2 separate regions of the Homo sapiens genome follow, and region 1 is linked to region 2. A link is an interaction called in ENCODE POLR2A ChIA-PET data of the cell type or tissue named here. Cell type or tissue: Panc1. All regions are shown on one strand. Each heading gives the region's core, and the rest is flanking DNA. Links, peaks and the distances in the headings are about the cores only. Region 1 overlaps MICU1 (mitochondrial calcium uptake 1). Region 2 has its middle 27 kb from the start of DDIT4.

Region 1 (2,908 bases), core at 230-2,729, 310 kb before region 2:
TATTTTATATTCCTATCAGCAGTGTACAAGGGTTTCATTTTCTACACATCCTTGTCAACACTTGTTTTTTTTTTAAAATTTAAGTAATAGCCATTTGAATGAGTATGGGTACATTTTATATTATGTGTTTTTGTTTTATTTTTGGGGATGGAGTTTTGTTCTTGTTGCCCAGGCTGGAGTGCAATGGTGTAATCTCAGCTCACTGCAACCTCTGCCTCCTGGTTCAAGCAATTCTTCTGCCTCAGCCTCCTAAATAGCTGGGACAGGCGCCCGCCACCACGCCCAGCTAATTTTTTTGTATTTTTAATTGAGACGGGGTTTCGCCACATTGGCCAGGCTGGTCTTGAACTCGTGACCTCAGGTGATCCCCCCACCTCAGCCTCCCAAAGTGCTGGGATTACAGGTGTGAGCCACTGCACCCAGCCTATTATGTATATTGTAACACAACAAAAACTAGAGTTGTAAGGGGAGAAAAAGGTTATGTATGAGGAACTCTTCTAGATTAAGAGAGACTGTTTAGAGAAAACCAAAGATAGTCTTATTTGTAGGGATCCTGGTTTGAAAAATCAGCTGTAAATTTTGGGGGAGTTTGTATGTGTTCTAGTATTAGAAGATATTAGGTAATTATTAATTTGAATAAATTTGATAATGTAGTTATGTAGGAGAAAATATTGTAGTTGTGTAGGAGAATATTAAAATATGTAGGGGTATAGCCAGGTGTGGTGGCTCATGCTCATAATCCCAGAGCTTTAGGAAGCTGAGGTGGGAGGACTGCTTGAGGCCAGGAGTTGGAGACCAGCCTGAACAACATAATGGGACCTGGGCTCTACAAAAAATAAAAAAAAATCAGCCAGGCGTGGTGGCACATCCCTGTAGTTCCTAGCCACTCAGGAGGCTGAGGCAGGAGGACTACTTAAACCTAGGCGTTTGAGGCTGCAGAGTGCTATGCTCATGCCACTGCACTACAGCCTGGGTGACAGAGCAAAACCCTGTCTCTAAAAAAAAAAAAAAAAAAAAATTAGGGGTAAAGTGTTTCTCCTAATAATGTCTGTAATTTACTTTGAAATGATTCAACATAAAAAATAGTTTGATGAGTAGCCATATAGATAAGTAGATGAAGCAAGTATATCAAAATGTTAATTGTTGAATTTAAGTAATGCACATATGGTGTTGATAATAGTAGTCTTTGAAATTTCCTGCATGTTTGAAAGTTTTAAAATAAGCTATAAAGGTTTGATGTTAATTTTTTTTCTGAAAAAGAGGCCATTTAAACAACTTGCTTTTATTTTTATAAATAATTACTTTTAATCTTTAATATTTCTAGTTTTTCTTTATATTATGGATTTTGTCTTACAGATACTGCATCTTTTCTCTCTCTTTTTTATTCTTTGTATGTCATTTGTATGCATTTTAGGAAGTGAATTTTGTGTTGTCTTTACCAGTGGAGTATGCATTCTTCCTATGCATCCCAACTTTTTTTTTTTTTTGAGACAGGGTCTCACTCTGTCACCCAGGCTAGAGTACAATGGTGCAATCATAGTTCACTGCAGCTTCAAACTCCTAGGCTCAAAGGGTCCTCCTGCCTCAGCCGCCTGAATAGCTATGACTACATGCATGTGCCACCTTGCCTGGCTAATTTTTTAAAATTGTTTTTTGTGAGACAGGGTCTTGCTATCTTGCCCAGAGTGGTTAGGAACTTCTGGCCTCAAGTGATCCTCCTGCTTCAGCCACCCAAAGCTCTGGGATTATAGGCAGGAGCCACTAAGCCTGGCTATATTCCAACCTTTTGAAGGAGCAATTTGACTGTCAAAGCCTTGGCATGACTCCCATTACTCTTTTAGCCTAGAGGTTTTAATTTCATGCTCTATAGGAAAATGGCTCCTAAGTCATTAATAACTTCCTTTTCGACTGCATGTTTTCTTTAGGCTCAGATTAAAGTCTGGTCAGCTCCTGAAATACTTTGTGTACTGTGTTAAGATTCACGAAGTGTCATTTTTTTTTTTTGGTTAAGAAAACAGATGGCAGACTCTAGTGTTATTGTGGGAAATCTGGAGTTCTACTATAAGAAATTAAACATTTTAGCCTAATGAGTCTGGGATTTTATTTATTTCTTTAAGCCTGTTTACTAGTTGATTTTCCCAATATTAAGCACATACACAGATTTCTTTCCGTAGCGTAGTTTGATAGGAAGACAATTAGGAAAGGAGTTACCAAATCTGGTTTCAGTTTCCAATTTCACTATTATCTAGCTTTGTGATTTTTTTTTTTTTTTTTTTGGTTGGTTGGTTTTTAAGAGATAAGGTCTCACTGTGTTGCTCAGGCAGGAGTGCAGTGGCTATTCACAGTCACTGTGTAGCACTGTAGCTTCAAACTCTTGGCCTCAAGCGATCCATCTGCCTCATTTTCCCAAGCAGCCGAGACTATAGGGACACACCACAGTGCCCAGATAGCGTTGTGACAGTGATGGAGTTGCTTATCACCTCCCTGGCCTGTTCCCTCTCATACTGAAATTTTGAAAAATGTTAAGGTCTCTTTCAGCTCTAATATTCTAGTATATTACTCCTTTAGTCTGTTATTCTCAGTGTTTGAGAGTATTGGGGCAGACCATGTACCTCTCGTCAAAACTGGGTTTTTTTCTTTCTTTCTTTTCACTTTTATCTTAATTCTTAACACAGGGCTTTCTTTTTAGGGTTTTTTCTTTTTCTTTTTTTTGAGATGGAGTCACTGCAATCTCTGCCGCCCGGGTTCAAGCAATTCTCCTGCCTCAGCCTTTCGAGTAGCTGGGATTACAGGCACGCACCACCACACCCAGCTAATTTTTGTAATTTTTGTATTTTTAGTAGAGACGGGGTTTCGCCATGTTGGCCAGGCTGGTCTCCAAGTCCTGACCTCAGGTGATCCGCCCGCC
Region 2 (2,908 bases), core at 291-2,790:
CTGAGGCAGGTGGAACATGAGGTCAGGAGTTTGACACCAGCCTGAACAACAAGGTAAAACCTTGTCTCTACTAAAAATACAAAAATCAGCCAGATGTGATGGCACGTGCCTGTAATCCCAGCTACTCAGGAGGCTGAGGCAGGAGAATCGCTTGAACCTGAGAGGCGGAGGTTGCAGTTGAGCTGAGATCACGCCACTGCACTCCAGCCTGGGTGACAGAGCGAGACTCTGTCTCAAAAAAAAAAAAAAAAAAAGAAGAGAATGCACCTGCAAAGCCAACACTCAGCTCAAGAAACAGACATTATTGCCCCCATCTCCCCGCCCGCCCCGGAGTCTCTCCTCCTGGCAACCTTCCAGTCACCACACTCCAGAAAGGTAACCAGTCCCCTGACCATAGATCACTTTGGCCCAGTTTTGAATTTCATATAACTAGACCATACAGAATTGTGTCCGGAATTGGTGGGTTCTTGGTCTCACTGACTTCAAGGAACGAAGCCGTGGATCCTCGCGGTGAGTGTTGCAGTTCTTAAAGGCGGTGTGTCCGGAGTTTGTTCCTTCTGATGTTCGGATGTGTTCGGAGTTTCTTTTTTCTAATGGGGTTCGTTGTCTCGCTGGCTCAGGAGTGAAGCTGCGGACCTTCACGGTGAGTGTTAACAACTCTTAAGGTGGGGCGCCTGGAGTTGTTCATTTCTCCCCGTGGGTTCCTGGTCTCGCTGGCTCAGGAGTGAAGCTGCAGATCTTCCCAGTGAGTTTTACAGCTCATAAAGGCAGTGTGGACCCAAAGAGTGAGCAGAAGCAAAAAATGTATTGCAAAGAGCAAACGAACAAAGCTTCCACAGTATGGAAGGGGACCCCAGCAGGTTGCCACGGCTGGCTCGGGCAGCCTGCTTTTATTCTCTTATCTGGCCCCACCCACATCCTGCTGATTGGTCCATTTTACAGAGAGCCGAGTGGTCTGTTTTGACAGGGCGCTGATTGGTGCGTTTACAATCCCTGAGCTAAACACAAAGGTTCTCCACCTCCCCACTAGATTAGCTAGATACAGAGTGTCCACACAGAGGTTCTCCAAGTCCCCACCAGAGTAGCTACAGTGTCCATTGGTGCATTCGCAAACCCTGAGCTAGACACAGCGTGCTGATTGGTGTGTTTACAAACCATGAGCTAGATACAGAGTGCCGATTGGTGTATTTACAATCCCTTAGCTAGACATACAGGTTCTCCAAGTCCCCACCAGAGTAGCTAGATACAGAGTGTCCATTGGTGCCTTCACAAACCTTGAGCTAGACACAGGGTGCTGATTGGTGTGCTTACAAACCTTGAGTTAGATACAGAGTGCTGATTTGGTGTATTTACAATCCCCTAGCTAGACATAAAGGTTCTCCAAGTCCCCACCAGACTCAGGAGCCCAGCTGGCTTCACCCAGTGGATCCCGCACCAGGGCCGCAGGTAGAGCTGCTTGCCAGTCCCGCGCCGTGCGCCCGCACTTCTCAGCCCTTGGGTGGTCGATGGGACTGGGCGCCGTGGAGCAGGGGGCGGCGCTCATCGGGGAGGCTCGGGCCGCACAGGAGCCCACGGAGAGGGGGGAGGCTCAGGCATGGCGGGATGCAGGTCCCGAGCCCTGCCCCGCGGGGAGGCAGCTAAGGCCCGGCAAGAAATCGAGCGCAGTGGGCCGGCACTGCTGGGTGGGCCGGCAGTGCTGGAGGACCGAGTACACCCTCCGCAGCCGCTGGCCCGGGTGCTAAGCCCCCCATTGCCCGAGGCCGCTCCTAATGCGGGGCCCGCCGAGCCCACGCCCACCGGGAACTCGCGCTGGCCCACAAGCACCGCGCGCAGACCCGGTTGCCACCGGCGCCTCTCCCTCCACACCTCCCTGCAAGCTGAGGGAGCCGGCTCTGGCCTTGGCCAGCCCAGAAAGGGGCTCCCACAGTGCAGCGGCAGGCTGAAGGGCTCAAGTGCCGCCAAAGTGGGAGCCCAGGCAGAGGAGGTGCCGAGAGCGAGCGAGGGCTGTGAGGACTGCCAGCATGCTGTCACCTCTCAGAATGACTCTCAGTGTCGGGCCTCATTCTCTCAACGTTACACCTGTGGGAATAATCCATGCAGTTATATGTAGGTGTACTTGACAGTGTTAACTTCCTTTTTTTTTTTTTTTTTTTTTTTGGAGACAGAGTCTCGCTCTGTCGCCCAGGCTGGAGTACAATGGTACGATCTCAACTCACTGCAACCTCTGCCTCCTGGGTTCAAGTGATTCTCTTGCCTCAGCCTCCCAAGTAGCTGGGATTACAGGCGCCCACCACCACGCTGGACTAAGTTTCATATTTTTAGTAGAGATGGGGTTTCACCACGTTGGCCAGGCTGGTCTCAAATTCCTGATCTCAAGTGATCCGCCTGCCTCAGCCTCCACAAGTGCGGGGATTACAGGCGCACACCACCACGGGCCCAGCTAATTTTTTTTTTTGTATTTTTAGTAGAGGCAGGGTTTCGCCACGTTGGCCACGCCGGTCTCGAACTGCTGACCTCGGGTGATCCACCCACCTCAGCCTCCCAAAGTGCTGGGATTACAGATGTAAGCCACTGTGCCCGGCCTTTTTTTTTTTTTTTTTTTTCAAGACAGAGTCTCACTCCATCAGCCAGGCTGGAGTGCAGTGGCGTGATCTTGGCCCACTGCAACTTCTGCCTAACAGTTGAAGCGATTCTCGTGCCTTGGCCTCCCGAGTAGCTGGGACTACAGGCGTGTGCCACAACACCCGGCTAATTTTTGGATTTTTAGTAGAGATGGGGTTTTACCATATTGGCCAGGCTGGTCTTGAACTCCTGACCTCAAGAGATCCGCCCTCCTCAGCCTCCCAAAGTGCTGGGATTACAGGCGTGAGCCACTGTGAGCCGGACAGTGTTAACTTCTAATCCAATA

Evidence for each region. Peaks named below come from ENCODE experiments on the same cell type or tissue, not always from the same donor. Only the 100,000 strongest peaks of a DNase experiment are listed, where the experiment ranks them.
Region 1: POLR2A ChIA-PET joins it to region 2 with 9 read pairs; 2 of 35 experiments call an interaction of 5 or more read pairs at or near these places.

The regions. Positions count from the first base shown.
Region 1 is chr10:72,611,380-72,614,287 of GRCh38, reverse strand. All of the region lies in intron 1 of MICU1 (mitochondrial calcium uptake 1), which reads left to right. Among named protein-coding and RNA genes, the nearest start is that of MICU1, 13 kb to the left of the region's middle. In Panc1, for the core only: no CTCF peak of the experiment used is centred there; no DNase peak of the experiment used is centred there.
Region 2 is chr10:72,299,558-72,302,465 of GRCh38, reverse strand. No RefSeq gene overlaps it. Among named protein-coding and RNA genes, the nearest start is that of DDIT4, 27 kb to the right of the region's middle. In Panc1, for the core only: no CTCF peak of the experiment used is centred there; no DNase peak of the experiment used is centred there; H3K27ac peaks cover 1,249 bases.